Linked DNA regions of Homo sapiens: region 1 is linked to region 2. A link is an interaction called in ENCODE POLR2A ChIA-PET data of the cell type or tissue named here. Cell type or tissue: PC-9. All regions are shown on one strand. Each heading gives the region's core, and the rest is flanking DNA. Links, peaks and the distances in the headings are about the cores only.

Region 1 (5,262 bases), core at 1-5,000, 440 kb after region 2:
TGCAGTGAGCTGAGATCGCGCCATGGCACTCCAGCCTGGCCGACAGACAGCCTGGGCGACAGAGCAAGACTCCGTATCAAACAAAACAAACAAACAAACAAAAAACGGGCTCGGTGGCTCACGCCTGTAATCCCAGCACTTTGGGAGGCCGAGGTGGGCGGATCACCTGAGGACAGGAGTTCGAGACCAGCCTGACCAACATGGAGAAACGCCGTCTCTACTAAAAATACAAAATTAGTCGGGCATGGTGGCGCATGCCTGTAATCCCAGCTACTCAGGAGGCTGAGGCAGGAGAATCTCTTGAACCTGGGAGGCGGAGGTTGCAGTGAGCCGAGATCGCGCCATTGCACTCCAGGCTGGGCAACAACAGCAAAACCGTCTCAAAAAAAAAAAAAAGAAAGAAAGAAAGTTACTCTCGCCGAGTGCAGTGCGCCTCGCCTGTAATCCCAACACTTTGTGAGGTCGAGGGAGGAGGATCGCTTGAGCTGGGGAGGTCGTGGCTACAGTGAGCTATCATTGCGCCACTGCATTCCAGCCTGGGCGACGGAGCGAGACCGTCTCAAAAAAAAAAAAAAAGAGAAAGAAAGCTACTCTCTCCTCATTTCATCCGCAGACGATGATTTAATTGGTGCCAGGGGTTGGCGTGGAGCGATCCTTCTGCCGTTTTTCTGAAGATAACAGGATCGTCTAGTAGAACTTTATGTGATGGAAATTTTCTATATCTGCGCTGGTGGACACGGTAGTCACTGGCACTCTAAATGTGGCTTTTATGACTGAGGACATAAATGTTTAACTTTGATTGTGTTATATCTAAATAGCCACATGTGGCTAAAGGCTACTGTGTTGAACAGCACAAGTCTATAGCTGAATATTACGGTTTTTTTTTTTTTTTTTTTTTGGACGGAGTCTCGCTCTGTCACCCAGGCTGGAGGGCAGTGGTGCGATCTCGGTTCACTACAAGCTCCGCCTCCCGGGTTCACGCCATTCTCCTGCCTCAGCCTCTCCGAGTAGCTGGGACTACAAGGCGCCTGCCACCACGCCCGGCTAATTTTTTGTATTTTTAGTAGAGACGGGGTTTCACCGTGGTCTCGATCTCCTGACCTCGTGATCCGCCCGCCTCGGCCTCCCAAAGTGCTGGGATTACAAGCGTGAGCCACCACGCCCGGCCGGTATTTTATTTATTTTTAGAGACTCCCTAGGGTATCTCTCTGTCGCCCAGGCTAGAGTACAGTGGCTCAATCATAGCTCACTGCAGCCTCGACCTCCCCAGCCTCAGGTAGTCCTCCCACCTCAGCCTTGCAAGTAGCTGGGACTACAGGCATGTGTCACCATGCCCAGCTAATTTATTTTATTTTTAGTAGGGACAAGGTCTCGCTATATTACCCAGACTGGTCTCGAAATCCTGGGCTCAAGTGATTCTCCAGCCTCGGCCTCCCAAAGTTCCGGGAACAGGTGAGACTGCACCCAGCCTCACTCTATTCATATTTAAGTGCTCAGGAGCCACAAGTGGGGTTAGTGGCTTGTGTATTGTGTATCAGTTAGTGCAGCTATAGAACATCTTAATAAAAAAAAAAAAAAAATTGGCCGGGCGCGATGGCTCACGCCTGTAATCCCAGCACTTTGGGAGGTGGAGGCGGGTGGATCACGAGGTCAGGAGAGCGAGACCGTCCTGGCTAACACGGTGAAACCCCGTCTGTACTAAAAATAAAAAAAATTAGCCAGGCACGGTGGCGGGCACCTGTAGTCCCAGCTACTCGGGAGGCTGAGGCAGGAGAATGGCGTGAACCCGGGGGGCGGAGCTTGCAGTGAGCCGAGATCGCGCTACTGCACTCCAGCCTGGGCGACAGAGCCAGACTCTGTCTCAAAAAAAAAAAAAAAATTCTTGTTAACTCAGAGTCTCCCTATGTTGCCCTGTCTGGACTCCAACTCCTGGACTCAAGCCAGTCCTCTCACTTCAAATGGTTGGGGTTACAGGTGTGAGCCACCACATCCTGTAAGAGTTTTTTTTGTTTTTTGTTTTTGTTTTTTTTTGAGACGGAGTCTTGCTCTGTCGCCCAGGCTGGAGTGCAGTGGTGCAATCTCGGCTCACTGCAACCTCTGCCTCCCGGGTTCAAGTGATTCTCCTACCTCAGCCTCCCGACTAGCTGGGATTACAGGCGCCCTGCGCCACGTCCAGCTAATTTTCGTATTTTTAGTAGAGGTGGGGTTTCACCATGTTGGCCAGTCTAGTCTCTAACTCCTGACCTCAGTTGATCCACCCGCCTTGGCCTCCCAAAATGCTGGGATTACAGGCGTGAGCCACTGCACTTGGCCAAGAGTTCTTTATGGCAGGATACAAGACCTTCAAAAAGAGATGACTTGTAAATGTTTTCTCCTAGTCTGTGGCTCGTCTTTCCTGATGGTGTCTTCTCAGTCTTAAAAATTTTTATAAAGCCCACATTCCCATTTGCTAATGGATCATGCTTTTGGAGGATAATTGTGCCGTTTCACATGGAATTGGTGAAATTGAAGATTATGCTCTAAGTCTGGTTATTTCTGGAGTCGGCTTCTCTGGTGGATGAGAATCCATGTGGGGACTCTGGCAGGGGTAGGCACCACCCATGTTCACTGATTCTCAGGGAAAACACAAGCCACTGCGGTCTCTTCAGACTCTTCTGGAAAGGTTAATAAGCCCCTGATGGAATGGTGTGGCAAGTTATAATCTGCTATCAACACAATGCACATCACTGTCCACTCATCTTTCTCTGGGGTAAGGTTGTACATGTAAGTATACAGGTAACAAACAGTTACTCCTGAATCTTGGCATCCAACCGCAAGGACAGCATGAATCTAGCTTCCTTTACTTCACAGCATGTTTACTTTTAGTGTTTAGGCTGTTTAGCGTGGAGACCTGGGTATGACGTATTACTGAACACGACTGCTAGACATCAGTAAAATGGGAACGGGGCCTGCTCCAGCAAGCTTTGACCAGGGACATTTTATGAAATTGCTACCTAGTACTAAATGCTCTGTATCAGTGCCCTTTCTGGGATTCAGACTGGCAGATCTAATGGGTTCTCTTAGTGCATAAAGCCTAGCGTTATCTGTTATTCTAGTGCTTATCATTTGCAAAATGCTAGTCTCTACAGACCGCCGGGACTACAGCAGCCTGGCAGCAGGGCATGGGTCCATACTTTGCAGCTGAATTAGAATGAGACAGCTTTACATTAACTAGGAAGCACCAGGCACTGCTGGCCACATTTTATGTCTTTGGTTTGTAAACGGTGTCTATAAAGGATCATTCAATTTATAGCAAGTTACATATATTCTGTATATTAGCACAGCCCATTCTACCCTCTTCAAGCTCCTCACCCCCCATTTGCCAGGGGCCTGCCTCCACAGCAGACACAGTGCAAAGACGCCAGATTTCTTTAAAAGCAATTTATTTCTGATTACAAAATACAGGTGAGGAGCATGGGCGATGCCTGTAACCCCTTGGTTGTGCATCTTCCCAGTCTATTTCTGCTTCTAGAAATACCCTGTGTACAACAGCAAGCTCATGCTGTCCCCAAGTGCTTGCACATTCTAACAGCTGCAGAGTATATGACCAGGTGGAAAGTCCAACAGATGCCCCACTCACAAGATAGGGCCCTCCAATCAGTCTTCTGGCTCCCTTTCACTCATAGTAACTGGTTGCTCTTCCTATTGGTCATAGATAAATGACACCTGCACAATTCTCCGAGTGCTTTCAAGCAACTTCGGGAGGCAGTGACTAAGACCCTTTCCTTGCTCCCAGCTTCCTATGTCCCAGGGCTGCCTGTGGCACCTGGACTGCTGCTGCCCCTGGGTCCCGTACATTCCAGGGCAACAATGGAGGAAGGGCAGGCAACGCATGAGGAATTAACAGTCTTTATTGGGCTCAGACCAGGAGTCCGTGGGTCTTGAGGACCTCTGTGTATTTGTCAATTTTCTTCTCCACGTTCTTCTCGGCCTGTTTCCGTAGCCTCTGCCAAGAATAAGTGCAGGTGGTGGTGGTCAGGAGGGGTTGCATTGCCCTCATTACATGGACTGCATCCCACCCCAACCCCGGCTGGTCCTTTGCCAGTTAAGAGTACTCTGTGAGCAAGGCACCTGCCAGGCCTGTCCAGGAGTGAGATGCCCCCCTCAGCACCAGCCCCTGGCCTCACCATGAGCTGTTTCTTCTTCCGGTAGTGGATCTTGGCTTTCTCTTTCCTCTTCTCCTCCAGGGTGGCTGTCACTGCCTGGTACTTCCAGCCAACCTCGTGAGCCAGGCGCCCCAGATAGGCAAACTGCGGGGGGGGGGGGGGGGGGTGAACAAATGAAGTTGTAAGGATATCTAAGCCCCCACACCCTGAAGAGCCGGAGCTGTTGAGAGCTGGGAGGTGACTGACAGCTGGGCATATCATAATGCAACTGTTCTCTGCAGGCCTGTTAGAAAAGCACCCACCCAAGCCTCCTGGCATCAGCTAAGCCATTGGCATTGTCGCCATTCCCACAGGGACATCCGCAGACCATCGTGAGATAAGGACATCATCTGCCAGGCTCCAGGTCCCCAGGTCCCTCAGCAGGCCTGAAATCTCCCAAGTAGATGGTGCAGCGTAAGCTGGGACTCACCTTTCTTGTAGGCTTCAGACGCACGACCTTGAGGGCAGCAGGAACCACCATCCGCTTTTTCTGTTAGAGAAAGAGAGGGGCTTAAGAGCCCGGGAGGGACAGACAGGGAAGGAGGTCGGCTGGACTGGCGTCTCAGCCAGTGCTGCTTTCATGAGGATCAAACAATGTAGGTAGTTGCGGAACATCATGGACGCCACAGGTAAGGCCGCTGCCTGTGGGGTTTGGCATAGCTCACCTTGTCGTAGGGCGGTGGGATGCCGTCAAACACCTTGAGACGGTCCAGAGCGGCCTGGCCTCGCTTGGTTTTGTGGGGCAGCATACCTGTTGGGTGACAGATAGCAGGCCCAGTCAGAGGGCCTCATAAGGATGCCCACCCACCCCACTGAGGTGGGCCCATGGGGTGGCCTCAGATGGTAGTGCATGTGGAGTCATCTCATGGTCGGGAAACTCGAATGTGAGTGGGAGAAGTTCTCATCACCGGCCGCCTGCCCGTCACCACCTGCAGTCCCCACGCTCTGCTCACCTCGCACGGTCCGCCAGAAGATGCGGCTGGGGGCCCGGAAGTGGTAGGGGCCTCGGGAAGGGTTGGTGTTCATCCGCTTGCGGAGGAAAGCCAGGTACTTCACTAGGGAGAGGGGAGAGTGTGAG
Region 2 (5,639 bases), core at 337-5,336:
GTCGAGACCAGCCTGGCCAACATGGTGAAACCCCGTCTCTACTAAAAATACAAAAATTATCTGGACTTGGTGGTGTGCACCTGTGGTCCCAGCTACTCAGGAGGCTGAGGCCGGAGAATCGCTTGAACTCGGGAGACAGAGGTTGCAGTGAGCCAAGATCGCGCCACTACACTCCAGCCTGGGCCACAGAGTAAGACTCTGTCTGAAAAAAAAAAAAACAGACTTATACTCATTTCCCCACTTCATGGAATTGCAAGCATTCAATGAATACAAATACAAAACACATCAGAAGGCAGAAGTGGGAAGTAACTGCTTAACGGGGATGAGGTTTTCTTTTGGAGTGATAGAAGTGATTAGGAAAGAGAGGCAGTAGTTGCACAGAACCGCGAATGTACTAAATGCCACTGTTCTATGAAATGTTCCCTGTAAAATGGTTTTCTATTATATGAATTTCACCTCAATTAAAAAAATCATACTTGGTGAGGAGACTTTATTTAGAGACTCAGTCTGGCTATGTCACCCAGACGCAATCATGGCTCACTGCAGCCTTGAGGAAAGAAACTTTATTTGAAAGGATTTTTTTAAGGTGGGAAAGGGACTATTGCTATAAAGGTGAGGACATTGCAATAGGGAGAAGCAAAAGATTTGCAAGTGAGACAAGAATTGGGCAGGTTTTTTTCCTTTTTTTTTTTTTTTGAGACAGAATCTCACTCTGTCGCCAGGCTGCAGTGCAGTGGTGCAATCTCAGCTCACTGTCGTGCCATCATGCACGGCTAATTTGTAATTTTTTTGTAGAGATGGGGTCTTGCTATGTTGCCCAGGCTGCTCTGGAATTCCAGAACTCAAGGGATCCTCCTCAGCCTCCCAAAGTGCTGGCACCACAGGCGCAGGCCATGTGCACAGCCAAAGACTTTTTCTTTTATGGGGAGGAGTAAACAAGGTTAGAAAGAACCAGCTGTGGGAAAATAAGATGCAAGGGCTATTGTACAGGACAATCGACCAGGGAATGTTTTATTCTTCTCAGGAGAGGTGCTTAAGGAGGGGCTGTATTCTGGCTGAGGCTGTGGATGGACTGAAATTCAGAGGCCTGGCAGTGAGGAGAGTAAGTTAGGTTAAACAAGCATTTTGTTTCAATTGATCACTGGGGACAAAACAGTTCAGTTAATCATGTACGAGACAACGAAATGGGAATTTGGAGGGTCTATGTCTGCCCTTGTCTTAGACAAGGGGTTCATCCTCAAGTCTTATCTAAGTCATATACGGAAGGGTGGTTCTTCTCAGTAAGCCATCTCCTGGAATGCAAAAAAGCGGGAGGATTTCTTTTTTGTTGTTAGTTTTTTTTAACTTTTTGTAGAGACAGGGTCGTGCTATGTTGCCCAGGTTGTTCTCAAGCTCCTGGGCTCAAACGATCCTCCCACTTTGGCCTCCCAAAGTGTAGGGATTACAGGGGTCAGCCACTACACCTGGGCCGGAAAAGTGGGGGGATTTCTTCACTGTCGCTGTTGTCCACACACGCAAGGCTCCGGTAAAATTCCGCACTGTTGCAAAGAAAGATGCTTTGCTGCTGGGTGGAGAACTTTTTTTTTCTTTTTTCTTTTATTTATGTATTTATTTATTATTATTTTTTGAGACAGTCTTGCTCTGTTGCCCAGGCTGGAGTGCAGTGGCACGATCTCGGCTCAATGCAACCTCTGCCTCCTGAGTTCAAGCAATTCTCCTGCCTCAGCCTCCTGAGTAGCTGGGACCACAAGTGTGCACCACCATGCCCAGCTAATTTTTGTATTTTTCATAGAGACGGGGTTTCACCATGTTGGCCAGGATGGTCTCCATTGCTTGACCTCGTGATCCACCCACCTCAGCCTCCCAAAGTGCTGGGATTACAGGCATGAGCCACTGTGCCCAGTCTTTTTTTTTTTTTTTTTAACAGGTTCTTGCTTTGTCACCCAGGCTGGAGTGCAATGGCACAAACATGGCTCACTGCAGCCTCAACCTTTGGGTTCAAGCAATCCCCCCGCCTCAGCCTCCTGAGTACCTGGAACTACAGACTACAGGTTCATGCCACCACGCCCAGCTAATTTTCTTTCTTTTCTTTTTCTTTTCTTTTTTTTTTTTTTTTGAGACAGAGCCTTGCTCTGTTGCCCAGGCTGGAGTGTAATGGTGTGATCTCAGCTCACTGCAACCTCTGCCTCCTGGGTTCAAGCCATTCTCCTGCCTCAGCCTCCCAGGTAGCTGGGACTACAGGCATGCGCCACCATGCCTGGCTAATTTTTTTTGTATTTTTAGTAGATGAGGTTTCACCATGCTGGCCAGGCTGGTCTTGAACTCCTGACCTCAAATGATTCGCCCGCCTCGGCCTCCCAAAGTGCTGGGATTACAGACGTTGAGCCAAGGCGCCCGGCCCCACCTAATTTTTTTTTTGTAGAGACAGCATCTTGCTATGTTGCCAAGGCTGGTCCCCAACTTCTGGCCTCAAGCGATCCTCCTGCCTCAGCCTCCCAAGTATGTAGGACTACAGGTGCACACCACCTCACCCACTAATTTTTTTTCTTTTTTTTTTTTTGAGATGGAGTTCCACTCTTGTTGCTGAGGCTGGAATGCAATGGTGCGATCTCAGCTCACTGCAACCTCCGCCTCCCAGGTTTAGGGGATTCTCCTGCCTGAGCCTCCCAAGTAGCTGGGATTACAGGCGCCCACCACCATGCCTGGCTAATTTTGTATTTTTAGTAGAAACAGGGTTTCACCATGTTAGTCAGGCTGGTCTCGAACTCCTGACCTCAGGTGATCCACCCACCTTGGCCTCCCAAAGTGCTGGGATTACAAGCGTAAGCCACAGCACCCAGCCATTTTCTTAAAAATTATTTTTTGTAGAGATGAGGTCTCATTATGTTATCCAGGCTGATTTCCACCTTCTGGGCTCAAGCAATTCACCTGGCAAAGCCTCCCAAAGTGCTGGGATTGCAGGCGTGAGCCACTGCACCCACCCTGTTATCTTTATTACTGTCTTTTTCTTTTTTTTTTGAGATGGAGTATTGCTCTGTCGCCCAGGCTGGAGTGCAGTGGCGCAATCTAGGCTCACTGCAAGCTCTGCCTCCTAGGTTGAAGTGATTCTCCTGCCTCAGCCTCCCGAGTAGCTGGGACCACAGGCGCCCGCCACCACACCCGGCTAATTTTTCATATTTTTAGTAAAGACAGGGTTTCACCGTGTTAGCCAGGATGGTCTCAATCTCCTGACCTCGTGATCTGCCCACCTCAGCCTCCCAAAGTGCTGGGATTACAGGCGTGAGTCACCACGCCCGGCCCTCCCCACCTCCCCCCCCCTTTTTTTTTTTTTTTTTTTTTGAGATAGCGTTTCAATCTTGTTTCCCAGACTGGAGTGCAATAGAACAATCTTGGCTCACTGCAACCTCCGTCTCCTTGGCTCAAGCGAGTCTCCTGCCTCAGCCTCCCAAGTTGCCGGGATTACAGGCACACGCCACCACACCCAGCTAATTTTGTATTTTCAGTAGAGATGGGGTTTCACCTTGTTGGTCAGGCTGGTCCTGAACTCCTGACCTCAGGTGATCTGCCCGCCTCAGCCTCTCAAAGTGCTGAGATTACAAGGCCGCCTCTCCCCAGCTGCTTCTCTCAAAGACAAGATGCACAAGCCAGAGGAAATGTTTCGTTTTATTTTTGCTCATAACCTCCCAAAAAAATCAGTACCCCGCCATCCCTCACCCAGACACAGCCCCTCTCCAACACCTTCACGAAACACTGATTTTTTTTCTTAGAGCTAAAATGAACACCCAGTCACCAACTACAGCCCTGCCCTGCCCCTCCTCCCACTGGCCTGCTCATCTTCCCGCACTGCAAACCTGGCCGCCTTTAGCCTCCCTCCCTTAGCGTAGTGTCCCAAGGTCACCTAGCCTGCTTTTTGCCTGTAGGATATGGGTCCCCTTCTCAAAGCCCGCCCTGACTTACTTCCTCATTTGCATAGTCCTTCAGCTCTATCCTGTCGCCACTCCACCCACCCCAGACAACCACCTGTAAGAAACCAGGTTTGAAATTCAAGAGACCAGGTTTCCAAGCTCCCAGCTGCTTCCCTGTGGGCCTCGGTGCCTCGGCTGTTATGTGACGGGCATAGACATTGACTAAGGCCAAACATTTCATGATTTGGACGAGAAAGGAGGGAAGGAGATCCAGAAATACGCAAGAGAGGTGATAAGCAGAGACAGAGGATAAAAGGATAAGAGTAGAGAGGAGTTGGGTGGTTTGGTGGGGAAGAAGGGTTGATTTTTTTTTTTTAATAGAGACAGGGTCTTACTATGTTGCCCAGGCTGGTATTGACCTCCTGGCCTCAAACGATCCTCCTGCCTTGGCCTCCCAAAGTGCTGGGATTACAAGCATAAGCCACTGCACCCGGCCGAGAGGGGTTTGGAATGAAGGTAGAGGCAGGGGGATGAAGGCGCCAGAGCTGAAGACCAGCCCCCAGAAGCCACACCCCTGCCCTTCTAGCAGCTACGGGTCCTCTGGCTCCGGGCCTTGTAAACCTCGATGAGCAGGTCCTTGACGTACTGGATCTCGCGCTCCACGGACTCTGCCCGTTCCTTCAGCTCGCGATTCCGTGCCTCCAGCCCCTGGCACTCGCCCTCCAGGGCCTCACCCTCTGCCCGCTTCCGCTGGCGGTACCTCAGAGCCGCCGACTTGTTCTGGTCTCTCTTCTTTTGCTTGCGGTCCCCTCGGGTGGTGGCAGGATGTGGGTAGGGGGCCAGGCGAGAAGGTTGAGGTGGAGAAGGAGGAGGGGGCTGCTGTGGCGGGGGCAGAGGCGGCATCCCCACTTCCTCCTGCCCGGCCTCGTTGCGGCAGTAGATGGCCAGCAAGTCCAGAGTATCCAAGACAGGGGGCTGGGGGAGGTCAAAGGAGGGGAGGGACAGGGGGAGGGAGGGGGCTGGTGGTAGTGGTGGTGGTGGTAGTGGCGGCGGGGAGGGTGGTGGGAGGGGCGGGGCATCTAGGAAGAAGTCTTCCATCTGTTCCAGCTCCTTCTTGAGGAGGGAGGCCATAGCTTCCAGGTCAGGTGGGGTTGGGGAAGGTTGGGGGAGGGTGCCGGGGGGTAAGGGAGGCTCCAGAGGGAGGAGAGCTGTGAAATCAACTCGCTCAGTCATCCAGTCAGAGAAGCCATCACCTGGGATTAAAGTGGGGAGGGACACAAAATTCCCTGAGTTGCTGGTCTTCTGCGTAGTTGGGTGCTGACTCACGTCTCATTCAGGTGCATCTGTCCCATTCATTCAGTAAAACAACTAACCACTGAATCATCAAACCAGTCAATAAACCAACAAACCAGTGAAGAAACCAATAAACCAGTCAACGAACCAACCAACAATCAACCATCTAACCACCCAGTCAACCAACCAACCAACCAACCAACCAATGAACTAGTCGACCAATCAATCAGGGAATCGGTCAACCAACCAAATAAATCAGTCAACCAACCAATCAACCCATTAATCAACCAATGAACCAGTTAACCAAAACCCAACAAATTAGCCAATGAAAGAATCAGTCTTAACCCATAAGAGGGTCCAGGAGAAAAAAAAAATTAAAAAAGAAAAAAAGAACCAGCCAACCAACCAATGACTCAAGCAACAGTCAACCAAGCATTTCTT

Evidence for each region. ChIA-PET counts read pairs that join two places held together with the same protein. Peaks named below come from ENCODE experiments on the same cell type or tissue, not always from the same donor. Only the 100,000 strongest peaks of a DNase experiment are listed, where the experiment ranks them.
Region 1: POLR2A ChIA-PET joins it to region 2 with 13 read pairs; 2 of 35 experiments call an interaction of 5 or more read pairs at or near these places.

The regions. Positions count from the first base shown.
Region 1 is chr19:49,490,452-49,495,713 of GRCh38, reverse strand. It overlaps RPL13A (ribosomal protein L13a), which reads right to left. Exons shown (of 8, transcript NM_012423.4): 4 at 5,138-5,239; 5 at 4,850-4,935; 6 at 4,615-4,674; 7 at 4,167-4,289; 8 at 3,406-3,985. The coding sequence ends at 3,899. SNORD34 (small nucleolar RNA, C/D box 34) reads right to left here and starts at 4,807; the gene lies at 4,742-4,807. It overlaps SNORD35A (small nucleolar RNA, C/D box 35A), which reads right to left and starts at 4,539; the gene lies at 4,454-4,539. It overlaps SNORD33 (small nucleolar RNA, C/D box 33), which reads right to left and starts at 5,097; the gene lies at 5,015-5,097. RefSeq lists enhancers at 1-535, 3,099-3,338, 4,504-5,107. In PC-9, for the core only: a CTCF peak has its summit at 3,218; DNase peaks (open chromatin) are centred at 1,963, 2,342 and 2,833; H3K4me3 peaks cover 561 bases; H3K27ac peaks cover 3,439 bases.
Region 2 is chr19:49,931,941-49,937,579 of GRCh38, reverse strand. It overlaps ATF5 (activating transcription factor 5), which reads right to left. Exons shown (of 3, transcript NM_001193646.2): 3 at 3,645-5,158. The coding sequence ends at 4,488. MIR4751 (microRNA 4751) reads right to left here and starts at 4,516; the gene lies at 4,443-4,516. In PC-9, for the core only: no CTCF peak of the experiment used is centred there; a DNase peak (open chromatin) is centred at 5,249; H3K27ac peaks cover 22 bases.